Regions from separate parts of the Homo sapiens genome. Here all the other regions are linked to region 3. A link is a contact called in ENCODE Hi-C or POLR2A ChIA-PET data. All regions are on one chromosome and are shown on one strand. Each heading gives the region's core, a stretch centred on a gene start or an enhancer-like site at or near the end of the contact. The rest is flanking DNA. Distances are from core to core; before and after follow the strand shown.

Region 1 (3,708 bases), core at 466-2,965, 730 kb after region 3:
GTCCTGACTCCCCAACAAAAGTCCTTAAGGGCACCCATAACTCACCAAGAGCTTAAAATCTCCCCAGCACTGAATGTTTTATATATACATCTCACTTACACTCACAAATCCATGAGGTAGAAACTGTTATCCCATTTCAGAAATGAGGAAATTGAGGTTCAGGAGATTCAGTGGCTTGCCCAAGCTATTAAGTGACAGAGTGATGATGTACACCAAGTCTATCTGATTCTAAAGCCTGTAAGTCACTTCATTATGCTCTTTTCTGTTTTTGTTGTTGTTGTTGGAGATGGAGCCTCACAGGCTGGAGTGCAGTGGTGCGATCTCAGTTCACTGTAACCTCTGCCTCCCAGATTCAAGCGATTCTCCTGCCTCAGTCTCCCGAGTGGCTGGGATTATAGACACCTGCCACCACGCCCAGCTAATTTTTTTGTGTGTTTTTTAGTAGAGACGGGGTTTCGCCACGTTGGCCAGGCTGGTCTTGAACTCCTGACTTCAGGTGATCCACCCGCCTCAGCCTCCTAAAGTACTGGGATTACAGGCGTGAGCCACCACGCTCGGCCCATTGTGCTGTTTTCTTTTCTCAACTTTTTACATTAAAAAAAATTTTTTTTCTCCCCTCTTAAGAAAAAAGTTTGTTTCTTAAATCCTCTCAAACACTATCACAAAGCAGGGCACAGAACTGATGTTGGGGTTGACTCCAAGGCCAAGTGTTTCCATGTACTCACAGCTCTGCAGCATCTCTGTCAGCGTTTCCACGGATGCTTTCTCGGCACTCTCAAACCCTGCCTCTGTCAGCAAGGAGCTCACAACCACCTGCAGGGTTCTCCTCCGGGCCAGATGATAGTTATCGGCAGGGTTAGTGGACTGTTTACTTCCCGATCTCTGTGAATCAGCAGAGAGATTTTCATCCACAGGAGAAGGATGCAATCACATAGTTCATACGTGGTCAACGGCAAGCAAAGTTATTTTACTAAATAATTTTATTTTAAAAATCAGTGCTTAATGTTTAGATTTACAGATCTTGGCCAACTGAGTAAAAATTGAGCACCCAAGGTGCTTTAAATACAGAGACCACTTCTCCGCTTACCTAAAACGTACAGTCCCAATGAGATAAAATAGCAGGTCTTTTACTTTCTACTTTAGCAGATTATTAGAATACATAGCTGAAGAAACACGCATGATGGGATTAAGACGTGTCCCGCAGAAAAAACAGGATCCCTCTCTTGTGCCTCCCATCTTCACACCATTTCATTGAAAGGGAAAATGAAAACAGTAACAAGAGGTGACCGCGAGGAGAGGAGGGCAAAAGATAAAAGCACAAAAAAGTAAGAAAGCTAAATATTTTGAAACGGGAATGCCTTTCAACTTTGGCCGGCCAATAAGAAGGCGAAAACGGCATCTTCAGACCAATCGGGGGTGTTCCGGGCTCCCAACCCCCAACAGCGAACGAGCCAATCAAGACACAGGTCCGCCAACTCCGGAGGCCGCAGCCAAGTCCCAAGGAGGGGGCGCCTACGGCCTGAAAACACCCTCCGCCAGTCGGAGCTCATGATGGGGCTGAATTTCTGGGCATTATCTTGTTGCTCAGTCGAGGGGAAAGTTGCAGGATACCCAAACTCTCTCGGCTCCGAGCCCGCGCTTCCTGCCCTTACCGTTCCGGAGCCACCGGCCCCAGCTGTGGCCGCCGCGTCGGCCATCTTGTTCTGGCGTAGTGTGCGCGAGCGCGGGGCGCGATGGGACTTGTAGTCGCGGGGCGGGGCGGGGCGGGGCGGCGTGCGCCCCTTGGTTTTCCGAAGCCCAGTCGGTTGGGGGACGCCTCCGGTGACCCCGGCTCACGTGACTTTTTTTTTTTTTTTTTGGATACAGAGTCTTGCTCCGTTTCACAGGCTAGAGTGCAATGGCGCGATCTCGGTTCACTGCAACCTCCACCTCCCAGGCTCAAGCGATCCTCCCGCCTCAGCCTCCGGAGTAGCTGGGATTACAGGCGGGCACCACCACGCCCCGCTAGTTTTTGTATTTTTAGTAGAGACCGAGTTTCGCCATGTTGGCCAGGCTGGTCTCGAACACCTAAGCTCAAGCAGTCCGCGGCCTCGGCCTCACAAGGTGCTGGGATTACAGGCGTGAGCTACCGCGCCAGCCTCACGTGACCTTTTGAGAGTGAAGTGTTCTGGGGCCTTCAGTGGCTTGGTTGTGGGCCAGGAAAACGCGCCCGGTTTCACTGAGTTAAAAGAAACCTATTTTAATATGAAAATCGGTTCTTATAAAGAGCATACCAGGAGATCATCTACACTCGCAGGGTTTTCCAAACTTGTCTTATTATTAGTAACACCTGGCTGGGCCCAGCCCAATCCCAGTGACTTCACTCTCTGGAAGAGGGGCTTGGGAATCTTTCTCATTAAGGAGCTCCCCAGATGATTCTTCTGAGCGAGTAATGTTGGGAAACCCTGGAGCATCCAGCCTGGTGATTTTGTGCTGAGGGCCGCCCCGCCTGTCAATGGCCCACTTGGAAGTAGAGCCTGGACCACCTAGTCCAAGTCTATCGCTGCATCCTGCTGCCTTCGCGCCCTCGACCCGCAAGTATTTGCGAGGCAAGTCTAGGGGGCGGGAGACTTGTCCCTTGCCGCCTCACTCCCAGGGCGTGGGGTGCCCGCGGCTACCAGTGGTTTTCTCCCTAGCCTGTCAGCCCCTCTAGCTGCGCCGTGTTCGTCCCCATTTGCAGGTGCCTGGCAGGACGCAGATTCTGGGCTTGGATCCTAACACTAGCCAGCTATGGTACTTCGGGCACTTGACCTTAATCCTCAGTGTGTCTCAGTTTCCTCTTCTGTAAAGCTGGGGGAAAGATGAGATGATACACAGAAAGAGTCTGTCACAGTGCCTGACGTGTAGTAAGAGTCAAGAAATCGGCCGGGCGCGGTGGCTCTCGCCTGTAATCCCAGCACTTTGAGAGGCCGAGGCGGGTGGATCACCTCAGGTCAGGAGTTCGAGACCAGCCTGACCAACATGGTGAAACCCCGTGTCTACTAAAAATACACAAAATTAGCCGGGCGTGGCGGCGTGCGCCTGTAGTCCTAGCTACTCGGGAGGCTGAGGCAGGAGAATAGCTTGAATCCGGGAGGCGGAGGTTGCAGTGAGCCGAGATCGCGCCACTGCACTCCAGCCTGGGCGACAGAGGGAGACTCCATCTCAAAAAAAAGAAAAAGAAAAAGAAGTCGCTCCTCATGATGTTGTTTACTTCCTGGATAGCACGTGGAGGAGTTGCCAACGCCGGGAGGCAGCGGTCCGGGAACCCGTGCTGCCCCGGCCCCGCCGCCCACACCTGAGCCTCCGTGGCGCCCCGCCCCCGCACCTATGCCGCGTGGGGCGGGGGCTGCGGGCGGGGGTGCGCGGCGCCGGATGAGCCTCCTGGCCTCGCCGAGGGTGTACAGGGGGTGGGAGAGTCAGGCCGGGGACCGAAACTTGGCTGAGCAGAGCACCAGCCCCTTTGTCTCCTCCGCCCCCTCTTCCCCACTTCCTGCCCAGCTCTGGATCGGCGGCGCGGCGCGGACTTTGTAAACACTTCGCCACTGCAGGGGTGGAGACTGGCTCTGTTCGGATGCCGGCCGGGGGGGAGAGGTGCAATCCTCTCCTCGCGGCTGGTGGTTGCGACCACCCCCACTCCCCAAAGGCAGGCTCCGGAGGCGGCGGGACAGAGCGCCTGCGACCCCAGTC
Region 2 (3,928 bases), core at 836-3,335, 990 kb after region 3:
AATAGAGGCAATACTTTAGCTTAAGCCTGTCTGCTGACCAGAGAATGGAATTCTGCGTGGACTCAAGGAACAAAAGGAAACTAGGCAGGGAAGGGGAAGAAAAGTGCCCATCTGAATCAAACTTCAGCTGCCATCAGGGCACATCTTGTGGTGGTCACAGATTGTAGGCTGTTTTTTGGAAGATTCGGGTTCAGCACAGGATTCCATTTGTCTGCAATCAGATGATAAGACGACAGGTGGCATTAGAACTGTAAAAGTATGGGAGGGAAACTGGTAAGAGATACTTAAATCCCTTTCAACATCTGAAAACACATTTAACTAGGAATAGTTAAGGGTTTTACATCACATTCTTTTGTACATTTCATGAATACTTGACAGAAAACATTGCTTCACCCAGTCTCTAGGTCTCCTAAGACACGCATGGGTGTAGTTCAGTGCTTACCTACTTGGCTACACCCCTGGCTGAGGTGCCATGAGGTCAATGTCACTCAAGTTCCTGGCCAGCCAAACTCCCGCAGCAAAGAGTCCCAAATTTAGTATCAAGTTCCTGGAAAAACAATGTGTTTTATTAACCCTGTGGTCACTGAGTCAGTTGTACAGTTAACGAAATGTACTGGGGGGAAAGGCTTCCATCACCACCTTCCCGAGGCGTTGATACGTGGTTGTGACGGCAGGTTGCTCAAGACCCACGTGGGAATTTGGAGTTCATTTTTGTGCCTAGTAAGTGTAAGGTCAGGCTGGGCGCGGTGGTTCACGCCTGTAATCCCAGCACTTTGGAAGGCCAAGGCAGGCGGATCACGAAGTCAGGAGCTCGAGACCAGCCTGGCCAACATGGTGAAACCCCGTCTCTACTAAAAATACAAAAATTAGCTGGGCGTGGTGGTGCGCGCCTGTAATCCCAGCTACTGGGGAGGCTGAGGCAGGAAAATCGCTTGAACCCGGGAGGCGGAGGCTGCAGTGAGCTGAGGTCCGCCACTACACTCCAGCCTGGGCGACAGAGCGAGGCTGTCTCAAAAAGAAATAAATGTGGCCGGGCGCGGTGGCTCACGCCTGTAATCCCAGCACTTTGGGAGGCAGAGTCGGGTGGATCGAGAAGTCAGGAGTTTGAGACCAGCCTGCCCAAGATGGTGAAACCCCGTCTCTACTAAAAATACAAAAATTAGCTGGGCGTGGTGGCGCGCGCTTGTAATCCCAGCTACTGGGGAGGCTGAGGCAGGAGAATCGCTTGAACCCGGGAGGCAGAAGGGGCAGTGAGCCGAGATTGCGCCTCTGCACTCCAGCCTGGGCGACAGAGTGAGACTCCGTCTCAAAAAAAAAAAAAAAAAAAAAAAAAAAGGCCGGGCGTGGTGGCTCACGCCTGTAATCCCAGCACTTTGGGAGGCCGAGGCGGGCGGATCACGAGGTCAGGAGATCGAGACCATCCTGGATAACACGGTGAAACCCCGTCTCTACTAAAAATACAAAAAATTAGCAGGGCGTGGTGGCGGGCGGCCGTAGTCCCAGCTACTCGGGAGGCTGAGGCAGGAGAATGGCGTGAACCCGGGAGGCGGAGCTTGCAGTGAGCCGAGATCGCGCCACTGCACTCCAGCCTGGGCAACAGAGTGAGACTCCGTCTCAAAAAAAAAAAAAAAACAAAAAAGAAATGTAAGATCAAACGCAAAGCCCAGCTAAAGCACTAGTCCAGGGCCGAAAAAGCCTGTTTACGTGCTAGCACTTCTTCCCTTGATCAGGGTGACATTACAGATACAGCCACATGACAGAAAGATCGCTTTTGCCACACGGGAACTCTCCTGGCCAGGGATCTCAGTGAGGCACAGCCAGAGCTACGAAGACGCCACAATGCTGGTAATGTTAAAAAACAAAAACAAAAAACCCTGAGGCGCCAGCCTCGCAAGAAAGGGGAAATACGGATTTAAGGGCCAGAAAAGGACCAAGTTCCTCGGGCTCGGTTACCTCCGGAAGTCATTCCTATCAGTGGCAAAGCGGTAGACGCCCCGAAGCCAATCTCCCACGTTGTCCGGTATTTCGGGAGTTTCATTAGCCGAGCCAGCAGCGCTCACCGGGACAGTGCTGGAAGCCATAGTGGAAAGCTTCGCATGGGCCTCGGTGGAGGAACCGTATCGGCGTCGCCGGTGAATGACGCACCTCCGGTCTGGCACTTCCGGCTGCTACCGGCCGGCAGTGGGGGCGCTGTTCGCTTAGTCCGACATCCGGAAGAGGGACGGCCCTCTGCTGCGCCTCCACGAACTCTAGGAGGGGAGGAGCGCGGCCCGGTTCTACGGTCCCCTGCTCCCGGTCCCACCTCCGGCTCTCCAGCCGGTAACTGTCACGCGTGCTGTGATCATTTAATTGGCTTGGGAGGAGGATGGTGGGGACGGGGCTGTCCCAGCCTGTGGAGGTGGGGGTAGGGGCTATCTCAGCAGGGGAAGCGTAGCTTTGGGGAATGGGTTTTGCCAAGAAAGTCTCCGCCAAAAGTCTTAGAACGCGCAGTACTGAAGGGGGCGCACTCCAAACTTGTCACCTCGCCGCCTCTTGCGGGCGTGCGCCTGACTGCGTCTCAGTCTAGGATTGTTAGGGGGAGGCTAGCCTTGTTCTCCCGCTTTACAGACCCCTTTCCTCCCACTCACATCCCCTCTCTGAGCTGCGCCACTAGCACATGGTGCAGTGCGTCTTAGAGGCGTTGCTGTCCTCTGCTTGGAGGCTTCCGGGGGTCTTCCAGGACTGGGGAAGGCGCTCGCCTAAGAAAAATCCTTCAGGTTCCGAGTCAGAGGAGGAGGAGCAGGTGGAGAAAGGGGTGTCCTTGGGATCACGAATAGTCTCCAGGCGGCATTGCTCCTGCCCTTTGGGTGCCTCCGCTTTGTCCCCAGGTCGGTTCTCCTGCTGGGGACTGGATCCAGGCAGCCCCCTCTGAGTTTGCAGGCTGGAACCGCCGGCAGCAGCGAGGAGTGTTCGGGAGAGGGTTGCAGAGTTCACCGAGGTTTGGTCCCTTCCTTCAGTTCGGTCGAGTCCAGTCTCCCCTGTTCCGGGCCGGGTCGGAAACGCTGGTCTCAGAGCCGCGGAGCTGGACCTACACCGCAGCTAGTGGGGGTGAGGCCCAGCCTCCCGCCCCGCCCAGCCCCTGGGCCGTGCGCGCCGCCGCCGCCGCCGAGAGTCCTCGCCAGGGTCCCCCGCCTCCACCAGAGGGCGTCCGCCTCCCGCGCCTGGGAGGGAGTCTGGCGCCGCAACCCCGACCGCGGCGCGGGGTGGGTTCGGGCGGCCCTTGGAACGCTCCGGCCAGGGATGCGCGGTGAGAGCTGCGGGCCCCGAGGCTTGGGTCTGGGGGGTGCGGTGGGGGCGCTCCTGGAGGGACGGGACGGCGTGGGACCGGGGCGAGGGTCCCAGCCCGGGAGAACCCCCACAGCCCAGCCCAAGCTCCCTCCCGCTTTGCTCTGCATCCTCTCCCTTACCAAGGAATGCCTGCCCTTCCAGTGCCCCGGCCCAGCTCGAGCCTGCATCCGAGTAGCGGTTCTCGAAGCAGCTGGGGCAGCAGGGGCTTCCCCCAGGCAGGGCATAACGTCCCCCGCCCAGAGGCCCGGCGCAGTCCTGGCAACAGAAGTGGTTCTCATGCCAGCGCTGTCCCTCCGCCTCGGTGCAGCGCCAGGAGAAGATCAGCTGGGAGAGGGAGAGGGAGAGGGGAACGTTTCATTCATTCATTCCCTCATTCATTCATCCAGTAACCACGCCTTTTACCCAGTTAACGCTAAAGCACGTCTGCACACATTCCCATTTAATTCACTCAGCCACTTTTGGACGCAGGGAGGACTGATTGGCTTAGCCAGGATCCCAGCTAGCAAGTGGGACAATCCCCAGTGCGACCTGGGGGTCTGGACTCCCAACCCAGGGCTCCAGGCTTCCTTTTATGCTGACATCAAGGGAATTTCTAGCATGA
Region 3 (4,124 bases), core at 766-3,265:
GTTGTTTTAGAGTAAAACTAAGAAACGAAGCGTAGGGTACCCACAGAGAACCATGCTACCGGAAGGCAGACAGACAATGTCCTGGACTCTTTTTTTTAGTTTTGTAACCTGGTTGGACTCTACTTTCAATAACTGAAGAATTAAGGAAAAGGCTCAATGCCCTGCCCCCACGCCGGGCCAGAGAAGACAAAGACGTCCACTCTCAGACCGCAGGAGAGAAAATGGCAGGAGCGCCTCACCTCCAATTTCGACTGGGAGGAGTGGGGGTGCGGGGTCAGGGAGGGAACCCATCAGCCGCGAGGCTCGACCCCCAGCCCCCTTCTTCCATCACAAACAAGTGGTTAGGAGGAAGAAGCTGGCCCCAGCCCTTCCCGCTCCGAGCCGGCGGCCTCGTCTTTTGGGTCTGGGGGCGTGGGGAAGGAGAAGGCCGCGCGACCCCAGTCCCATCTCCAGAATTCAGCACCCTGCTCTCGGCTCCCGCTAGCCCCGGGCCTCGCGGCGCCCTGGTCATCGAGATGTCCTCGGAGGGCGCCGCCCGCGCCGCGAGAAAGATGGCGCCCGCCGAGCAACTGCGCCACCAGCCCTGGCGACAGGCCAGGCCCAGCGCCATCTTAGCGCCTTCCAACCGCACCCCCCCACCCAATATCCCGCATTTGGGGCGACTCGGGGGGGCGCGAACAGCATAACGCCCGCGCGCACTCGGCCAAAAATGCGCCGTCCCAGCCGCACATCTCTTCTGGCCGGCGCGGCGAACAGCGCGGGCCTCGCAGGAGACGCCCGGCTGGGCCGCCGGTCCTCCGCGCGGCTGGGGGCTCGGCCGGACGCGGCCGCGGATCCTCGGCGGTGCTTCGAAAAGGCAGCGAGGCGGCTGGGAAGGGGCAGTCCCGCGGCAGGTGCGCGCCGCCGCCGCGGGCTCGGAGCGGGAGCGGGAACGGGGCCGGGGCGACTCGCCTGCCCCGAGCTCTCCCCGCCGCACCCCGGACCTGCTCTCCTCGCCGCGGCCGCCCGCAGATGCGGCGGGAATGGGGAAGCCAGGATGAAAAATAAACCCCGTCTCCGCCGCCTCCCTCCCCACCCTCTCCCCTCCCCCTCCCCAGACGCGGGGTCCATTTTGCCGAGAAGAAAGAAAATGTGATTCACACCCTAGAGCTTCCGAGAGAGAAAAGAAACGAGGGGGGGAAAACAGAGGGGAGGAGATTGGAAAAGCTTATTTTTCTTCCTCGCCCGCCGTCACTCCAGGCCCTCCCTGCCCCCTGCTCGCGGCCCCGCCGCGCCGTCTTCCCCTCGCCGAGCCCTGCTCCCTCCTTCCCGGCTCCCGGCGGCTCCGGGGGGCGGAAAACACACTCACACTCGCGCACACAACTAATTTTAAACCGGCTCAATCAATGAGTCATTAAAAGGCTTCCCTCCCCTCCCCTCCCCACCACCAACCGCCACGCCACCCCCTTCCCGGGCTCTCCCTCTCCCCGCTCCAGAAATTTGCATCCGCGGAAAAGAAAAAAAAGGAAAAAGAAAGGCGCCGGGCCCCCACCCCGCCGAGGCGCCCCCGGCCCGGCCTCGCCGCCCCCTGCCCGCCTGCGCCCCCGCCCGAGACACTGAACTTGGTCTTCCCGGGGCCCCGGCAGCGCTGGGAAAGGCATAAACACTCGATTCCCCTTTTCTCCGTGTCCATTAAACATCCACCCACCACCACCATCACCCACCCACAAACCCACCCCCCCCCAAAAAAAAAAAAAAAACACAGCCTTAGCCAATAGCTCTCTGGGCTGAAACCTAATATCCTGGTTTTGGCAACTCGGTGTTTAATTTGCTCCTTTCTTTTCAGTCTGGAGACAGATCTCCAGCCCCCCCTCCCTCGCTTTTCCCCTCCCCGAAGGAAAGAGGCAGAGGAAGGAGGTTGTGTGTTTTTTTTTTCTCCTTGAAATTTTTATCACAAAATTATAATACACTCAAAGGGAAACTCACCGTCATGAAAAAGCAGTGCCTTGTCAACGGGGTTTCTGCGCCATCGCAACAGGGGCGGCGGCGGCGGCGGCGGCGGGCGCGGGGCCGGGGGCCGGAGCGCGGGAGCTCCCGGCCGAGCGGCGCCGGCCACACGCGCTCCGCTCTCTCTCTCGCTCACCCCCGCGCCGGGCCGGGGCGCCGCTCCCCGCGCCCGCCCGGCCTTCATGCTCTGCGCCCGGGCAAACCGCTCGCCTGCTCGTCTACCTCCAAACTTCGGTTCTCGCCTGGCAAAAAATGTGGAGATTAGGATTTTTTTAATTTAAAAAATTTTTTTTTTTTTTTTTGGAAAATCAAGCTGCAAGGATGTTCATTCGTTTCCTTTGGGATTCTTTTCAACTTCAGAAATGTATTGGTTTATTCAAGAAACAGTTTTATTTGGCTTTAAAACAATTACTAAGATCCACGAGGTGCGTGCTAATTCTCTTGCAGGCTCTCTCTCCACACACACACACACACACACACACACCCACCCACCCACCCAGTTTAACTTGACACGGGAAGGGGGGAGATTAAAGACAAAAAAAAAAAACCCTACAAGATTTGTTTAGAACTCTAATTAGAGCAAGCCTCAGTGAATACGTTTTGCATATGCTTTTTAAAAACCAAAACGACTTTTAACTTAGTTATTAGGCAAATAACTGGTTCATCCTAACTTTCAAATGTACTAAGCTTTCCTTTGCAACACTCTTTGTCCATTCCAAAATTCTTGAAACCTTACCTGTGAAGCCCGTATGTGAACATTAAAAAGGAAAACAAAACTTCAGTGACTAAAAGGAAGGTGAGGCAGAGTAAATCACTCTCAAAACATTCATTTTCTACTGCCTTCTCTTTATGTAGATATCTTTTATCTCTATATTTGCGGAATTTTCATTACATAACCCCCTCATTCTTAAAAGAGAGCTAGTCAATCTTTTAACATTCTTTGGTCCAAGTATAACTACCACCTATTTTTAATCTCAAATCTCAAATTGTTGAAACTTCTCTGTAAACTATCTAGTATCCAAAGTATTTAGATTATGTGGCCCAGGCCGGGCGCGGTGGCTCACGCCTGTAATTCCAACACTTTGGGAGGCCGAGGCGAGTGGATCACCTGAGGTCAGCAGTTCGAGACCAGTCTGGACAACATGGTGAAACCCTGTCTCTACTAAAAATACAAAAATTAGCTGGGCGTGGTGGTGGGCTCCTGTAATCCCAGCTACTCGGGAGGCTGAGGCAGGAGAATCGCTTGAACCCGGGAGACAAAGGTTGCAGTGAGCGGAGATCGCGCATTGCACTCTAGCCTGGGCGACACAGCAAGACTCAAACAAAAACAAAACAAAACAACAACAACAACAACATTACGTGGCCTGGAGTGGGAGCAGGTGCCTTTGTAGTCTAGGTTAACTACAAATGCCCACAAAATATACTAGGGGTTTTGTTGTCTTTTATTTTAAATAAACATCAAGGATAGGTAAAAGGTGAATTGTACAGAATGTAATTCAGGTTTTAAAAAATACATATTAAGCCTAAGAAATGTTATAAATTATTTTAAAATTCATTTGTAATGCATATAGCAATAGGATCCTGCTGATAAACAGAATGCTCAGCTGCTCTGCCTATGGAGTAGCTATTCTCAAATGGCTCAAGCCCATCTCTCCCAGATATTTGGTGAGTTCTCAATAAAACTCTCTCTAGATTAAAATTATTTAAGTGAAATTATTGTATGGCTTCTATATCCCCTTAAGCATTAAAAAAAAATGTAATGGTAGTACACCTTTCTTGCATATATAAGGATACTGTAACTGGACTATGTTGCATAAATTAAATCTGTTGGGGCCGGCATACAATGTTGTCATATTCAACACAGAAGATCTTTTTAGTCAGGGTACAGTGGTTCAAGCCTGTAATCCTAGCCCTTTGGGAGGCTGAGGGAGGAGGATCATTTGAGGTTAGAAGTTTGAGACCAGCCTGGGCAACATGGTGCGAGATCCCATCTCTAAAAAAAAAATTAAAAATTAGCCAGGTATGTGTGGCACATGCCTGTAGTTCCAGCTACTGGGGAGGCTGAGGCAGGACGACTGCTTGAGCCCATAAGTTGGAGGTTGCAGTGAGCTATGGGCAGGCTGACAGAGTGAGACCCT
Region 4 (4,027 bases), core at 1,263-3,762, 850 kb before region 3:
GGCAGCTCATGCCTGTAATCCCAGCACTTTGGGAACCCAAGGCAAGAGGATTGCTTGAGCCCAGTTCAACACCAGCCTAGGAAACACAGGGGGACACCATCTCTACAAACAATAAAAACAAAAATTAGCTGGGCATGGTGGCTCGCACCTGTAGTTCCAGCTACTCCAGAGGCTGAGGTGGGAGGATCTGCTTGAGCAGGGGAGGTTGAGGCTGCAATGAGCTGTGATCACACCACTGCACTTCAGCCTGAGTGACAGAGGGAGACCTTGTCTCAAAAAATAAATAAAAATAAAAATAATCCATGTATATGAAGGGACACATGTTATCAGACAAGTGCAGCAGGCTCTGGTTATCAAGAGGGCCCAGGGCTGGTCATGGTGAGAATGTTGGGAGAATGGTCTTATCTCTTCCTTCCAATTCTCATCCTTCTTGAGATCTCTCACTGAGTTCCCTAGTCTCTGTCTCTAAGCAGCAGTTTCCCTAGTAGGCCTGTGCCCCTGGCTAGCATTGACCTCTACGGCATAACCTTTCCTTCAGTGGCACAGGACTAAGAAAAGTCACATGTGCTTTCAACCACTGAAGACCCACATAATTGGCCTATGGTCAGCTAGGCCCTTTTGCAGATTTTGGTCTCTCTGCTCTCACTGCTTTGGGAAATTATGCTATGTGGACAGCATGATCAGTAAACCTGCCTCCCTCCTTGTGGCCCTGGGAGGAAGCCATGGACTCTACCAAGTCTGAACCCCTGAAGGGATCACCAGAGGTAAGTCATTATTGCTGCTTCTAGTTTTCCAAGGACAACTGAGGTCTGGAGAGAAGAGTTGCTTAATTTCTTTTTCTTTCTTTTTTTTTTTTTTTTTTTTTTTGAGACGAAGTCTCGTTCTGTCACCCAGGCTGGAGTGCAGTGGCATGATCTCAGTTCACTATAACCTCTACCTCCCGAGTTCAAGCGATTCTCCTGCCTCAGTCTCCCGAGCAGCTGGGACCACAGATGTGCACCATCATGCTGGGCTAATTTTTTTTTTTTTTTTTTAGTTGGAGTCTCGCTCTGTTGCCCAGGCTGGAGTGCAATGGCGTGATCTCGGGTCACTGCAACCTCCGCCTCCCGGGTTCAAGCGATTCTCCTGCCTCAGCCTCGCGAGCAGCCGGGATTACAGGCATGCGCCACCACGCCCAGCTAATTTTTGTATTTTTAGTAGAGACGGGGTTTCGCTGTGTTGGCCAGGCTGGTCTCGAACACCTGACTTCAGGTGATCCGCACACTCCTTGGCCTCCCAAAGTGCTGTGATTTACAGGCGTGAGGCACCGCACCCGGCTGAGTTGTTTAATTTCTTGACCGTGTATGAGCACCTCGCAGTTCGAGAAGAGGGGAGAAGTGGACACACTGTGAGTGGTCTGAGTCATGAGACAGCCATGCGGCTGTGAATTGAGCCCTAGCGTCCTGACTCGCAGCTCAGCAACATAACTGCTTTTCCACCCTGCCTTTCTGTGTTCTGTGCACTGGCTTATGTCGCTGAATGTATGTACTCTGTAGAGTGCAACAGCACTAAAGAGCTGGAGATTGCTTCACAAGAGAGTCAAAAGCCAAAAATCCCCTGTGGCCCTAGGCCAAGTTTCTATTCCCGGCCACTGCCCCGCCCTCGTGGTGGTTGGTGTAACCCGAGCCCTAGCCCCGCCCGAAGTAGGGGCCAGGCCCCTCCTACAGTCTTGGCCGTTTAAAACCAAACTCAGTTCTTCCCGATTGGTTCTGCTTCAAAACAAAGGGGAGGAGGAATACTCGCTTTGGGTATGCTTGCAGCCTTCGGGGAGGAAGCTGGTTTACGGGTTCGGGTCTCGTGTCGGGGCCACCGCGGTGCCTCCGGTTATTAAAACCAGCCCCTGGACGGTGCCAGCCTGGTAATAAAGCAGTGACTACTATGTAAAGGTAGCATAATCATCCCAACAATAACAGCCGTAATTTGGCTAATCACCATCCGCCTCCGCCCTGGCGTTCGCCCTGACTCACCCCAGCGGCACGCGGGCCATAGGGGAAGAAACTGAGGCAGAGGCGGAGCCAGCAGGCTGGCGGCACCAGTAGCCTCAGTTCTGCAGCTCTCGAGGTCCAAAACCTGTTGTCTAGGATCCGCGCTAAAGGGCCAAATCCCGGAGCGCCCACAAAGCTCGATTCTGATGTAAGCTCTTCTACGCTGGTGTCCTCGCGTCCCCACCCCAGGCCTCGAGGCTCTAAATTCCCCCCAAGTCCTAGAAAAAGAACATAGCGCGAGGACTGGAAGTCAGACTACAGCTCCCTTAAGCCTTTGCGCGCCAAGGCGCGCTCCTTCCCCACGCCTCCGACGACTCCCGCGGCCACTTGCGCCGCGATGCCTCCTGGGAGTTGTAGGGCGGCGACGTGTCATTTAAGTGAATTCCCAGGCCTGGGGACTCTATATCCCGTGGTGCCCCGCGGCTGTTTCTGACGCGACCCGGAGGCCAGGGAGGTGGGGGGCGTAGCTTGTGCAGAGCCCCACCCCACTCTGCTCAGGCCGGCCGGACACGGCAGTGGCAGTAAGGGCGGCGGCGACGGCGGCGGCGGTCGGGGGAGGGGCCGGGCGGGGGGCTGGCGGCAGCGGCGGATGGACTCGCGGGTATCGGAGCTGTTCGGCGGCTGCTGCCGGCCCGGAGGGGGCCCGGCCGTGGGCGGAACCCTCAAGGCTAGGGGGGCCGGCAGCAGCAGCGGCTGCGGGGGGCCAAAGGGAAAGAAGAAGAACGGAAGGAACAGAGGGGGCAAAGCCAACAACCCCCCGTATTTGCCCCCCGAGGTGAGCACCTGAGAAGTGGTAGGGCGGGAAGAAGCCACTCTTTCCGGCCCAGGACTCTAGGGAGGCGGGACCCAGATAATTAATCTCCCCTTCCGGTGTCGAGACCCCAGGGAGGAGGGGCACGGGAGGAGAACACCTCTTTCAGGTCCCGGGACCCCAGGGAGGAAGGGCAGAGACTGGACTCTCAGGTGACAGGACCTCAGGGAGGAAGAGTGGAGAGGGAGGACTCCCCCTTCTGATCTAGATTACCCCAGGAGAGAAGTAGAGAAAGGGGATCCCAGGAAGAGCACCCCGACCAACTGCGTGTGCCGCCATAGGGCAAGAGAGACTGCATCCTGGGACGAGAGGCAGACAGTAACCACCACTTCTTCTAAACTTGTTCCACAGGGAGAAGGGGAGTACCCGGGAAAAGAGCAATATGTTCCACACGGACACACACACAGTACTCGGGAAAAGAGCAGTATGTTCACTACACACACACACACACACACACACACACACACACAGCCTAAGCCAGTGGTTATCAAACTTTGGCATGTATCGAATCACCCGGATTGCTGGCCCCCAACGCCTGGCCAATTTTATTTTTTTATTATTTATTTATTTATTTTTTTTGAGACGGAGTCTCTGTTACCCAGGCTGGAGTGCTGTAGGGCTATCTCAGCTCACTGCAACCTCGGCCTCCCGGGTTCTCAAGCGATTCTTCTGCTGCAGCCTCCCGAGTAGCTGGCATTACAGGTGCCCGCCACCACGCCCAGATAATTTTTGTATTTTTAGTAGAGATGGGGTTTCACCATGTTGGCCAGGCTGGTCTCAAACTCCTGACCTCAGGTGATCCACCCGCCTCGGCCTCCCAAAGTGCTGGGATTGCAGGCGTGAGCCTCCGTGCCCAGCCTAGAATTTCTGATTCTTTCTTACTAGTGAGGATGGGCCTGAGAATTTGCATTTCTTATAAGTTCCCGTGTGATACTAATGCTGCTGGTCCCAGGACCTCACTTTGGGAACCATTGGTCTGGGCCCTAGACTGTCATTCTTGTACCACATTTTTTGAAGCCACCCATCCCCAGAAAAATGATTAAAAGGTTTTTATTGATGGGGAAAAAAAATAATCTCCTTAACACACCATGAAGTGGAGATTATGAGTGAAGACCTGTTAGGGCCTGGGAGCCAGACAGCCTTGAAGGGATGGAATGATAGGAAGGGAAGAGGAAAACTAAAATATCCAGAG
Region 5 (3,757 bases), core at 1,035-3,534, 700 kb before region 3:
GGACTACAGGCGCATGCCACCACGCCCAGCCGATTTTTGTATTTTTAGTAGAGATGGGGTTTCACCTTGTTGGCCAGGATGGTCTCGATCTCTTGACCTCGTGATCCGCCTGCCTCGGCCTCCCAAAATGCTAGAATTACAGGAGTGAGCCACTGCACCCTGCCAGTGCTTTTTTTGTTGTTTCTTGGAGACTGCATCTCCTACGCTGCCCAGGCTGGAGTACAATGGGTATTCACAGGTGCCATCATAGTGCATTGCAGCCTCAAACTCCTGGCCTCAAGTGCTCCTCCCATCTCAGTATCCCAAGTAGCTGGGACTACAGGTATGTGCCACTAGGCCGGGCTCAGAGTCAGTGCTATTAACTGTTATGTGTGTTCACCACACTACCCTTGGGTGATTACAATTACAATTTGAAAGGGGGCACGAATTGTCCTCAGAAAAAGGAGGTTCTCAACCTTCAGAAACAGAGTCACAGCTACATATCATCAGTTCTTCAAATACCTAAAGGTACTGAAGCTGACCTAGTAACAGTGACTTGGGTTGTTCTGTTTGGAGTAAGCCTTTGATTGGGGGGACAGGTACAGAGCAGACAGTAAATGAAGAGTTCTAGATCAAACCATCCTAGTCCACCATGAAGCGATGCTGATCCTGAAGCAGGCTTCAATAAGAAGGCTACTCCCAACTCTGGCTAGGGCAAAACACTCACCAAAGGAAGTGAAGGCCACATTCACTGTGTTCTCTGGCTCCAGTCCCTTTCCTTTCTCTCCAACACCAAATCCACTACCTCTCAGGCCATGCTTAGTTTGGCTACTGAGACTGATATTTTTCAAAAGTGGTTTGATGGGAAGATTACAAAGGAGAGAAAAAAACTACCAGAAAAGAAAAGAGCAAGTTCCATGATCCTTTCTTTGCATCACCACACTTGTCCAACTGTAAAGTAGCTCTCAAATATTAGGGGTCTCAAGGATAGGCAGTGCGGTGCTAAACATTCCCAGAGCTTTACATCAGTCCACTTGATCTCTTACCAGAAACTGATCTACATTTTTTCTCTCTAATCCCAACCTGCCTTTCCCTCACCTCTGATACCCCCACCAAAATCCACATCCCCAGAGGAACACTAATGAGCCCTTCTTACCAAAAAAGCAAAAGTAGACACACAGCGAGAATGAATTCAGGAGTCAGTGACAGCAGGTACCTAAATGGTCAGTGAACACGATCAGAATTTGTTTTCTCGTGACTCCCCACCATCTGTCACCCACAAATCTCCACTTCCAGGCAGGACGCCAAAGTGAAGAAGTGATGGGGATATTGAAGCAGAAACAATGAGCATGTAGGAAACTGCTTGTGACAGGGATGTGTTAACATCCTTCGGCCTGGTCTCTAGGCCTCTGTCCAGGTTTACTTGCATAGGTGAAGGCACACAAGGCTTAATTCTACACCAACTCTCAAAAGTCAGCCTGCAATCTACGCCAAACACTAACTTAAGGACCTCAGACAAAGGACAAACTCTATAAAAGTGAGCCCTTTTCAGACCAAATGTTTCTTGGCATCACTCTAAGCCCATGCATCCTCCTCCCAGGGAGCATGCCAGCCAGAAACCTGTCACTGGAAGCCACCTTACCCGCTCTGGGGTTGGACTGGGGCAAGTCGCTATCTCTTCTTCTTTCCAAGTAGGCACTGTAATTTCTTCCAGTCCCTGGGGCACCTGAATCTTCAGCTGAAATTGGGGCAGATGCTGCTAACAGCTGTGGAAAGGCTGATCTAAGCCTAGAAGAGGGTCATTTGACTGGCTTTAGTTCCCTCCTTAGCAGATCTGCCCGGCATCCTCCAGATCTCTCTTCCTCACTATCCCACTCTACTAGAAAGATCCCTTTCCCCTCTGGCCGGCCAGATACAGTCGGGCCTCTATCCCACGCTCCAGGCTTCTTTATTCGCGGCTAAGAAATTTTCCTCCAACTTGTGACTCTGCTTCTCCAGGGCCTGCACAACACCTACTTCTGGCTGCCCCGCCCCCAAATCCCCCTCCCCTAGGGCTGCCACTGGACCCTAGGGCCCCGGTCCGCCCCAGCTCCTTTTTTTCCTCTCCGCCTCGGACCTTACTCCATTCCATCTCCTCTTTTCAACCCTGGAGCCAGTACCCCCTTCGCCCCTACTACAGGCTAGGGCCCCCGCAATCCTCCCCAACTCTGGCTTCCCCGCCCGACTACTCCAACCCCACAACAAACTTTCCGCCGCTGCCAGCTGCGTTCAGGCCGCCATCTTGCCGCGGGGCAGGCCGGGTAGTGGCCAGGGCCGCGGGAATCCCCACGCACTTGGCGTGTCGCGTCATCTGAGGCGGGGCCATGGGGGCGGGGCCTCGGGTTGGGGAGGTGGGACACTAGGTAGGTGATGGTGAAAAATGGGGCTCTCCTGAAAGCAGGGATTGGAGGACTGGCCACAGAAGGAAGGAGGTGTCAGGAGCAGGGCAATAGCGGGAAGCGGGGAAAGAATCCAGTACTGAAAGAAAAAAAAAAAAAAAAAGAATAGGGGAACACATCTCAAAGATACAGTGGGAGAGAGAATCGTGCTACTGGTTCCCCGTCATCCAGAGAATAAAACCAGCTTTTCAGTTTGGCATTCAAAGATCCGCATGATCCAGGCTCTTCCACCTTCATCAGCCTCATTTTTTGCCTCTCCTGGGAACTTCAGGTTCCCAAATTGTCCTTTGTTTTCAGGACATCGGGCCTTAAGATGTCTAATCTCTCTCCTCCTCCTTTGCATCATCAATTCCTCCTATTCCTTCAAACCATCAGCTAAAATGTCACCTCCCCCAGAAAGATTTCCCTTTAGTGCTCCTTTTGCTGGGCATCACTAGCAACTTGTACATAGCTTTACTGTAGCTGTCCCGTGCAGTGTAATTATTTATTTACATGTTATACCACTTTTGCCCTGCTGCTTCTTCAGGGCAAAAACTATGTTTGATTGCATCTTCATACTCCCTAGCAGGTGCTTGGCACACAATAATTGCCTAATGAATAAATGGCATGTTTTCCTCCAATGCATTAAGCATATTTCTGCCTCAGGGTCTCTAAATTTGCTATTCCCCATACCTGGAATGTTCTTCCTCCAAATATTGACTCTCATTTGTGTCTTTGCTCAAGTGTCATCACTTTAGAGAAGCCTTCCTTGGCCACTCAATCTAAATCAGCATCCCTATTCTCCTTTACCCTGCTTTAATGTTTTCATTCATAGTACTTATCATTATCTGACATTATATTAAATATTTATTGTTTATTGATCATCTCCCCACTACAAAGCAAACTCCAGAGGTCTGGGATGTTTTCTTGCTCATCACAGTATCCCCAGTGTCTAAAACAATGCCTGGCATAGTAGGTATTCAATAGATTTTTTTTATTCTGTTTGTTTAATTAATTAATTAATTTTTGAGACAGGGTCTCACTCTGTTGCCCAGGCTGGAGTGTAGTGGTGCGATCTCGGCTCACTGCAACCTCCGCCTCCCGGGTTCAAGTGATTCTCCCACCTCAGTTTCCTGTGTAGCTGGGATTACAGGCGCATGCCAGCTAATTTTTTGTATTTTTAGTAGAGATGGGAGTTCCACCATTCCACCATGTTGGCCAGGCTGGTCTCGAACTCCTGACCTCAAGTGATCCACCTGCCTCAGCCTCCCAAAGTGCTGAGATTACAGGTGTGAGCCACTGCACCGGCCAGTAAATATTTATTGAATGAATAAATGGTATGGAGGTTGGTGATTGACAGA
Region 6 (4,276 bases), core at 1,350-3,849, 840 kb after region 3:
TCTATTTGTTAAAAAAAAAAAAATCCACCGTGAACCAAAAATTAGTAAAAACAATGAACTAAAATTTTGTTTTTGCAAAATGTATGATAACAAAATGTTAAGGAAGGTCATGTGCCGTTATGGTTCACTGCAGCCTTGAACTCCTGGGCTCAAGCGATCCTCCTGCTTCGGTCTCCCTAGTAGCTGGGACTACAGGCTTGTGCCACCGCACCCAGCTTATTTTTTTTTTTTATTTTTTGTAGAGATAGGAGTCTTGCTTTGTTGTCCAGGCTGGTCTTCAACTCCTAGCTTCCAGTGATCCTCCTGCCTCAGCCTCCCAAAGTGCTGGGCTGATGGGACATTTTTATACATAGTGCCATGTTACTATAAATGAGAAGTTTTAAAAATACTGATTTTAAAAATTAATTTATGTCAAGAATTTTTATAACCAAAGTTAAAAAACCAAACAAAAAATATGAAAAGGGTTAATATCTTTGAGAGGTGATGAGAACTTATAAGTCAATAAGAGAAAACAAACATCCCTATAAATGAATAAGCTAAGGACATGAATGGGTAATGTACATAAGAAATGTAAATGTCTAGTAATATGCCAAAATAGATTTATTATTACTAATAAGCCACTTTCACTCTCTAGTTGGCAGAGTTGTTTTGAAAAATAGATATGTAATGATGGTGGAAAAGATTGGTTTAACTATTCAGCAGGAAAATTTGGCAATTAGAAGTGTATCAAAAGCCTTAGAATGTTTCATAACCTTAGATTGGGAAATTCCACTTCTAGAAATTAATTCACTTCTAGAAATAATCATGAGTGTGCACAAAGATATTACCACAAAAATATTTTACAGTATTATGTCTAATAGAGAAGAACTAGAAATAATTTAAATTTCCACCAATACAGGTTTGCCAAAATACATTTTGTACATTCACCTAATGGTATATTATGTCCCTATTACAAATTATGTCCTAGAATATTTAATAGCATGGAAAAGTGTTAACAGTATTTTTTTAATGAAAAAAGCTTACAAAACAGTTTGTGATGATTCCATTTAAAATGTGTGTTTATTCATAGAACAAAGATTAGAAAAATAAACATTGATATATTAAAGGGTTATTTCATGGCAAATTGCAAATGATTATTTCCTTTTTTTGTGGCTTATTTGTATTTTTGAAGTTTTCTACAATGTAAAAGAATATTTTATGATATGAAAACTACAATACAATTTATAATATAAGAAAGAATAATTCGGCCGGGAACGGTGGCTCACGCCTGTAATCCCAGCACTTTTGGAGGCCGAGACCGGCGGATCACGAGGTCAGGGGTTCAAGACTAGCCTGGCCAACATAGTGAAACCCCATCTCTACGAAAAATACAAAAATTAGTCAGGCATGGTGGTGCGTGCCTGTAGTCCCAGCTACTCGGGAATTGCTTGAACCCGGGAGGTGGAGGTTGCAGTGAGCCCAGATCGCACCACTGCACTCCAGCTTGAGCAACAGAGTGAGACTTCGTCTCAAAAAAAAAAAAAAAAAAAAAAAAGAATAATTAACAGAAAATGGTTAGACACTTCCTTAGTGTCTCCTAAGTCAGGAGGACCCCAGTAGGGCAGGGATCCTCATGGCCTCCTCCCATTTGGAGCATTATTGGAGGTCTTTTTCGGCCTCTTCGTCAAGTGGAATCTAGCTTCCGGTAAAACTACAAAGTAACCAAAAGTTTGGGAGGTGGAAGAAATGCAACCGGTAGATCTCACAGAGTCTGTGCAAGAAACTGATTCAATGAGAATCTAGTTTCTCCGTCCACAGTTTCTCCAAACAGAAACTAAGGCCGACTTTAGGGGCTTGTCCAAACCTAGGCAAGCAACTTAACAAGGTGAGGCCATGACTCCATGGCCTTTCCGTTCTGTTATATGCTGACTTAGACTAAAGCTCTCATACTTTAAAGTGCACAGAAATCTAGTTAAAATGCAGATTCTGATTCAGGTTAGGGGTGGGCCTGAGAGTCTGCATTTCTAACCAGCTCCCAGGCGATGACCACGCACGGGACAGGTCTGGGATCACAGTTTAACTAGCAATGGTGTAGAACACAGAATCTGCAGCAAGAAGGCCAGCTTCCCAATCCTAGCTCTGCCACGGACCAACTGAATGACAGTTGCCTCGGTTTCCGAGTTTTCGTGAAGATGTAGTGAGTCATTACATCGTGAGGCTTTCGAGCAGCGTTCACTAAGAACTAGCTCTGACATTATTTATCGCATTCCTTAGAGCAAGCAGCCGGTGAAGTAGGGTTTGACGAATGAATAAGTGAATGAATGACCTTTGGAGAAAAATTGTTTCCTGGGTGACTAGAGTCCGAGAAGCAAAATGGGAGGGCCCGTGGGTGGGTAGGAGGCCCACCTCCTAGAAAGTTCTCTGCACCCGGTGGTCCAGAGGGCCTGGAGTGCCCGGAAGCCGGCCGGCTTGCGCTCAGCGGCCCAATGGGGCCGCGGGAGGGAGGGGAGAGCGCTCAGCCAACCCTTTCCGTCCGGGGCGCCGCAGCCCCGCCCCTCGGAGCGTTGCGACGTCCGAGCATTCCACGGTTGCTACATCGTCGCGAGGGGCGGGGCGCCTGTCAGGGAAGCGGCGCGCGCGCGCGGGCGGCGGGCGGGCTGGGGATCCGCCGCGCAGTGCCAGCGCCAGCGCCAGACCCGCGCCCCGCGCTCTCCGGCCCGTCGCCTGCCTTGGGACTCGCGAGCCCGCACTCCCGCCCTGCCTGTTCGCTGCCCGAGTATGGAGCTGCTGTGTTGCGAAGGCACCCGGCACGCGCCCCGGGCCGGGCCGGACCCGCGGCTGCTGGGGGACCAGCGTGTCCTGCAGAGCCTGCTCCGCCTGGAGGAGCGCTACGTACCCCGCGCCTCCTACTTCCAGTGCGTGCAGCGGGAGATCAAGCCGCACATGCGGAAGATGCTGGCTTACTGGATGCTGGAGGTACCGCCCGGACGCGTCCCCCTCCCCCACCGCTCCCGGGTCTGGACACACCGGGGCCGCCCTGTCGGGACATCCCGGTCCCCACAGCAATCTGCAGGATGCTCCGAGGCTAAGACTCCCGGGGCCTGGCCTTTCACTAGGGCACCCACGCCAGCTGCCTCCCTTGCTTTCCCGAGCCCTAATCGGCTCCTCCCGACAGTGACTGCCAGTCACTTGGCACCCTAACTGTGCCTCTCTTCGGGCCGAGCAAACGGGACCAAGGACACTCTCTCCCCTTCGGCTTCTCACAGCGTCTCCCGCTTCCCTCCGCCTCCCGGCCTTCTCCGGAGAGCGCGCCTGGAAAACCCTGGGCTCGGCCGCCCCCGCCCGGGAGCCGGTTCCTGTGTCTTTCGCGGGGTTCTGGCGGGGAAGGCGATGGGGGTGGCGCGCGCCCTGTTCCGGCCGACAGGGAAATGAAAAGTGCAGGAGGCAGCGGCAGGAGCCTCCTCCCTTCCCCTCGGGTGTGTGCAGTGGTGGCGGTGATGGGGGTGAGGTCCCAGCTCTCTGGCTACCATGGGTGACCCTTGCGTCCCACTTCCCCTCGCTGTGGGGGAGGGGAGTCTCCGTTTGGAATCCTCCGTGAGCAAGGGCTCCTTGGCTTTACCACTCCCCCGTCAAGGGGAGAGGGGAGGAGGCCGCGCAGAGGAAGTGGGGGGCGTCACCTTGGGGAGGGCGCATCCTCCTCCTTTATTGGTCCTTGTCTCTCTAAGTAGCTTACCCTCTCTGCCGTTTTTGCTCCCTATCCCACCTCACTTCAGCGCTCCCACCCCCCCGCTGCTGTGTTCCCCACGCTCCAGACCCAGCAGTGACTGTGCGCCCTCCCCCAGGTATGTGAGGAGCAGCGCTGTGAGGAGGAAGTCTTCCCCCTGGCCATGAACTACCTGGATCGCTACCTGTCTTGCGTCCCCACCCGAAAGGCGCAGTTGCAGCTCCTGGGTGCGGTCTGCATGCTGCTGGCCTCCAAGCTGCGCGAGACCACGCCCCTGACCATCGAAAAACTGTGCATCTACACCGACCACGCTGTCTCTCCCCGCCAGTTGCGGGTGCGTGTGTAACTCCCCCCACCCCCGACACGTATTGTCTCCCCACTTTCCAGGAAAAGGAAAGCTTGAGATATCAGAGGCTTTCTGCCCCCTGGAGAGGAAGCAAGGGGATCAGGACCTTTGGGAAAGGAATTGGGGTGGAACAAACGATGGGGCATTGTGGTGTGATGGTTAGTATCACTCCCGCCCAGGCTTGAGCTGCAGGCAGGCATTAAACCCCCTCCTCCTGACCTCCAGGG
Region 7 (3,902 bases), core at 831-3,330, 890 kb after region 3:
GAGCCACTGCACCCATCCGGCCTGAAACAGGTGTTTTTTTACTGTAGCAGTGAAGAATACCTTGACCTCTAGCACAACTTGGTGCAGTTGCCTTGATTTGTGCTAAGGCAGCAGTTTTACCCATTGCTACTTTTGTATCATTGTGCAAATATCATCACAGTGACAATGCAGATATGTCTCAGTATTATTAGGAAAATCGTTTTGATCTCAGGCACCCCACTATCCCCCCAGCCCAAAGGGTCTCAGAGATCCCTAGGCCTTTCCAGGCGACACTTTTTTTTTTTTTTTTTTTTTTTTGAGATGGAGTCTCACTCCGTTGCCAGGCTGGAGTGCTGTGGCACGATCTCAGCTCACTGCAACCTCCAACTCCCTGGTTCAAGCAATTCTCCTGCCTCAGCCTCCTGAGTAGCTGGGATTACAGGCACACGCCACCACGTCCGGATAATTTTTGTATTTTTAGTAGAGACGGAGTTTCACCATGTTGGCCAGGCTGGTCTTGATCTCCTGACCTCATGATCCACCTGCCTTGGCCTCCCAAAGTGCTGGGATTACAGGCGTGAGCCACCGTGCCCGGCCTCCAGGCCACATTTTTGAGAACACTGATCTAATACATGCTCACATCACTGAGAAACTTTTCCTCCTGTATTGCTATTCTGGGAGCATCCCTTCCATTGGAAGTTTTAAGTGGCTCCCAAATTCTTCACTCAGCAAAAGCACCTTGTTATGGAACTAACATTGAATAAGTAACAATCTTTCTTCTCCAAGAATTTTCTTGGGGATTGTTGAGTAAGGGAATAAGACATATAATTAGAGTTATAATGTTAAGAATTCCTTAAAAAGAATTATGTTAACTGTGATGGACGACAAAGGGAGAGCTAAATTCTGAATCTAACTCTGAGGCCTTGAACCTCATGATAAATCCCGACCAAACCAAATTGAAACACTCCACTTCCTCTCCTTCTATCAAACCTCTTTTAAAAGTGCAAGTTGTTAATAAATTGCCTACACAGCGCTTGGTCCAGGCATTGTAGTTTCCCCCTTCCTATTGTGTGTGGTGTTCTTTTTTTTTTTTTTGTGCTTACCTAGTTCTCCTGTTTACAGGTGTGTAACTTGAGCCACTACTATAGCTAATGTCTGTTTCTTTTACTTGTCCTTATATTTAAATGTAAGTCTTTATCTGCCTTAGCTATGTGTTGGGTGTTGAAATTGTTGATCTTATTTTGGGAGACTCCCATCCCCTCCCCCCACTACCACCCCGCAAGTAGTTTCAAGACAGTGCACCTAGGAGACTGCTTAACCTAAGCCTTTTGTAGCTTAGGTGCTGTTCTGTTTCCCAATGGACCACTACCAAGTCAGTCTGGTTTATTTCCCAAGCCTTACAATCTGCTGAACTTCTTCAGTTCCGGCAGCGATCCTCTAACTTGTGGGGGATTTCCATAAAACAGCTGAATCTCTCTTGGGTCATCTGTGGCAAAAGCCAGACACGTGCTCACCCGCCTGGGAGCCAATAGTAACTTTTGCAAACGCTGCCTCCGGAAACCCCACGGTTTGAGGGCTGCTGCTTTAGGAACAACACAGAAATAACGTCTTTTAACAGAATAAAACAAAACATACGGACGGGATAGTGAGAAAGCCTTTGTCCTTCGCAGTGGGGAGAGGTGTTAAAGGTGAACCGAAAAGAGTATGGGAAACTCATGTAAAATACCTTTACAGTTCCCCGGGAAGAAGGGGGCGGAGATGGGCTCGGGAGCGTCTCTGGCCCTTTAAGGAGGAGGGACAGACATAAGAGTCTGTACCTTTAAGAGTCTCTTTGTCTGGAAACCTTCTTATTTACCCTCCTGTGCTTCAACCAAACTTCGACCAGCTATTCACAACGTCCCCCTACGCCGCCGCCCCTTACGCCAGGCTCAAAGCGGCCGCGCGTTTGTGGCTGACCCTAAACTTTGCGCCTGCGGCGCGAACCCTCGGAACGGGTGCCGGTGCCGGGGTCGCGGCCCAGCGCTGCGCCGTTGGCGCAATGCAGGGCCTGAGGGGCGGGGCTCCAGCGGGCGGGCCAATAGACGGGCAGGGGGCGGGGCCGTGTTCGGTTGTCTCGCGCCCTGGTGACAGCTCGCGCGTGCTGATGATGGCGGTAAATAGAGGGGGCCGGGGGAGGGGACGGAGGAGGTGGGGAGGCAGCAAAGTGGGTAGCTCCAGGGGGTAGGGGGAACGGGGGCCGGGGAGGCCGCGACGGCCAGGGAGCCCATTCTAAGACTCGGAGGCGGGGATAGGAGTCTCCGGCTCACTAGCCCTCCCCTTTAAAGAAGCAAAATCCTCACACACCGGGTGAGGGGCGACAAAGGCAGCGCGCGCCTCGCGGGCGGGAGGAGCGGCGGCAGGGGGCGGGACCGCGGCGCCGGCGGGCTGGGGGCGCCCGGGGCGGGGGCGGCGGGAGGCGAGAGCCGGGAGTCGGGGCGCGCGGGCGCCTTATTTTGGCGGGGTGGGCGACGGCTGGGTTGGGGCAAAAGCGTTGAAGGGAGAGGGAAAGGAAGGCTTGGAGGCGATGAGGGGAACCGGGTTGAGAATGAGATGAGGAGGATTAAGGGGAGAAAGGGTTAGAAGCCAGGGAGAGGAGGAGTGAGAAAAAGCCAGCCAAGGAGATAGGAAGGAGGCAAAAGCCAGGGTGGGCGTTAAGGAAGCCGGGCAGGGAATGAGGTTAGGGCTGGGGAAAGGGATCCTGGGGTTAGGTGTAAGAGCAGGGGTTTGAAGGGGAAATCTTCGTAGCGGGTGGTGTTGGGGTGAGGGGTACCGGGGTAAGTGTTGGAAGTGGAAGACAAGGAGGGGCAGAGCTGGGGTAATAGTTGGGAGTAGGAAAGAGAGAGTGATTAAGAGCCAGACGTGACGAGGGTGTGAACTAGTGCGGAGCGAGATGAGCTGAAGGACTGGGACCAACGGTGTGGTGGGAACTGCTGGCGAGGTTCTGAGAAAGGAATGGGTTAGTGGGTGGGCGATGGATGTAAATTCTGTAAAGTGAGGGAGGGCAAATGAGACCTGGACTGGAACCAGGTGGAGTCAGGAATAAGAGTGTGGTGGAAGGGCGAAAGGAAACAGATAAGAGATGGGTGTCTGTAGGACGATTCTGGGACCAGAAGAGCTGAAAGGAGACTAGAGTTAGGGTGTAAGAAGTGATGGCCATCTGGGACAAGGATAACTGGGTAATTACGTTAATTGAAGAGGTTCAGCAAGATCCAAGGTGAAAACAGTGAGGTAAAGAGACAGGGCTAAAAGCAAATGGTGAGAGGAGCAGGAAGAGATGGGCCCCAGAATTTAAAGGATGAGATGGGGAGTAAGGGAAGAGAGGGGGCTAAGAGAAGCTGGGGGAGTCCTGATGGATGTAGAACTGGGGTAGACTGCAGGGGGGTGGGAATCGAATGTGCGTGTTATGGGGAGTTGCTCCAGAAGGTCTGCAAGGGTCAGGGCAGAAATGCTGTAGTGAAAGATCAAGTGTAAGAGAGCCTTTGGTGCAGAAGACGAGGAACCATGGTGAGTGAAAGGGGACCTAGAGACAGGGGTAAAGACTAAAAAGTAAGGGCAGAGGTGGGGGGTGCAGGAAAGGAATTCTTTGTTGAGGAGAGAACTGTGTGTTGAAACTGTGAATCCTTTTGTCCCTAAAAGTAGGAAATTCCAGAAACCTCTTTCTCTCAAGAAATCTTGAATCTGCTTCCACCCTTCATTGCTTTTGATTTGACTTTCCTGTCCACTTTGAAGAAATGAGACTCATTTTGATTTGATTTTTTTCTTGTATGGATGATAAAGTATAAACTCTGGGTGTTGAAAACCTCTGCATTTCACTAGTGTTGTGATAATTCGGGGAAAGGGTGTGCTTATTTAGGGTGTACTCGTGTGATGTGATAGTTTTAGTG

What was found. Hi-C counts contacts between places; a loop is a spot of excess contacts on that map. ChIA-PET counts read pairs that join two places held with the same protein, here RNA polymerase II (POLR2A). Pooled maps may share reads with other maps.
Region 1: a pooled map shows a loop between it and region 3 (9-fold over the local background). The contact joins the promoter of TAF8 here to the promoter of BICRAL in region 3. A Hi-C loop is called at or near these places in 1 of 37 single-sample maps with no recorded cell type and 9 of 50 pooled maps. POLR2A ChIA-PET finds 5 or more read pairs at or near these places in 7 of 52 experiments (A673, AG04450, CD4-positive, alpha-beta memory T cell and 4 more).
Region 2: a loop to region 3 is called in a pooled map, with 12 times the contacts of the local background. The contact joins the promoter of TOMM6 here to the promoter of BICRAL in region 3. A Hi-C loop is called at or near these places in 13 of 50 pooled maps. POLR2A ChIA-PET finds 5 or more read pairs at or near these places in 3 of 52 experiments (CD4-positive, alpha-beta T cell, WTC11 and endothelial cell of umbilical vein).
Region 4: a loop to region 3 is called in a pooled map, with 10 times the contacts of the local background. The contact joins the promoter of GTPBP2 here to the promoter of BICRAL in region 3. A Hi-C loop is called at or near these places in 1 of 37 single-sample maps with no recorded cell type and 8 of 50 pooled maps. POLR2A ChIA-PET finds 5 or more read pairs at or near these places in 2 of 52 experiments (PC-3 and activated B cell).
Region 5: a pooled map shows a loop between it and region 3 (4-fold over the local background). The contact joins the promoter of TJAP1 here to the promoter of BICRAL in region 3. A Hi-C loop is called at or near these places in 4 of 50 pooled maps. POLR2A ChIA-PET finds 5 or more read pairs at or near these places in 2 of 52 experiments (B cell and activated T-cell).
Region 6: a loop to region 3 is called in a pooled map, with 4 times the contacts of the local background. The contact joins the promoter of CCND3 here to the promoter of BICRAL in region 3. A Hi-C loop is called at or near these places in 8 of 50 pooled maps. POLR2A ChIA-PET finds 5 or more read pairs at or near these places in 3 of 52 experiments (WTC11 and activated T-cell).
Region 7: a pooled map shows a loop between it and region 3 (4-fold over the local background). The contact joins the promoter of USP49 here to the promoter of BICRAL in region 3. A Hi-C loop is called at or near these places in 1 of 37 single-sample maps with no recorded cell type and 3 of 50 pooled maps. POLR2A ChIA-PET finds 5 or more read pairs at or near these places in 1 of 52 experiments (WTC11).

Annotation. Positions count from the first base shown.
Region 1 is chr6:42,048,531-42,052,238 of GRCh38, reverse strand. It overlaps TAF8 (TATA-box binding protein associated factor 8), which reads right to left and starts at 1,715. Exons shown (of 9, transcript NM_138572.3): 1 at 1,653-1,715; 2 at 726-882. The coding sequence starts at 1,697. It also overlaps a transcript of CCND3 not described here. RefSeq lists enhancers at 989-1,540, 1,210-1,759, 1,541-2,092 and a silencer at 3,229-3,478.
Region 2 is chr6:41,785,851-41,789,778 of GRCh38, reverse strand. It overlaps TOMM6 (translocase of outer mitochondrial membrane 6), which reads right to left and starts at 2,085. Exons shown (of 3, transcript NM_001382294.1): 1 at 1,954-2,085; 2 at 443-547; 3 at 1-211. The coding sequence starts at 2,081. The coding sequence ends at 451. It overlaps PRICKLE4 (prickle planar cell polarity protein 4), which reads right to left. Exons shown (of 8, transcript NM_013397.6): 7 at 3,447-3,651; 8 at 2,327-3,017. The coding sequence ends at 2,650. RefSeq lists enhancers at 1,638-2,327, 1,398-2,397 and a silencer at 3,018-3,537.
Region 3 is chr6:42,779,943-42,784,066 of GRCh38, reverse strand. BICRAL (BICRA like chromatin remodeling complex associated protein) reads right to left here and starts at 2,015. Exons shown (of 13, transcript NM_001393499.1): 1 at 1,966-2,015. It overlaps LOC401261 (a long non-coding RNA gene), which reads right to left and starts at 571. Exons shown (of 2, transcript NR_134654.1): 1 at 1-571. RefSeq lists enhancers at 381-450, 1-516, 471-660, 517-1,206 and a silencer at 741-1,080.
Region 4 is chr6:43,627,749-43,631,775 of GRCh38, reverse strand. It overlaps GTPBP2 (GTP binding protein 2), which reads left to right and starts at 2,512. Exons shown (of 12, transcript NM_019096.5): 1 at 2,512-2,799. The coding sequence starts at 2,614. It also overlaps a transcript of MAD2L1BP not described here. RefSeq lists enhancers at 1,483-1,702, 2,323-2,502 and silencers at 2,563-2,702, 2,723-2,802.
Region 5 is chr6:43,476,097-43,479,853 of GRCh38, reverse strand. TJAP1 (tight junction associated protein 1) reads right to left here and starts at 2,284. Exons shown (of 11, transcript NM_001350562.2): 1 at 2,226-2,284; 2 at 1,622-1,767. RefSeq lists an enhancer at 1,141-1,934.
Region 6 is chr6:41,940,131-41,944,406 of GRCh38, reverse strand. CCND3 (cyclin D3) reads left to right here and starts at 2,599. Exons shown (of 5, transcript NM_001760.5): 1 at 2,599-2,955; 2 at 3,822-4,037. The coding sequence starts at 2,758. RefSeq lists a silencer at 2,451-2,900 and enhancers at 2,417-3,368, 3,411-3,540.
Region 7 is chr6:41,893,553-41,897,454 of GRCh38, reverse strand. USP49 (ubiquitin specific peptidase 49) reads left to right here and starts at 2,080. Exons shown (of 8, transcript NM_001286554.2): 1 at 2,080-2,131. RefSeq lists enhancers at 1,683-1,872, 2,807-3,321 and silencers at 1,922-2,214, 2,003-2,242.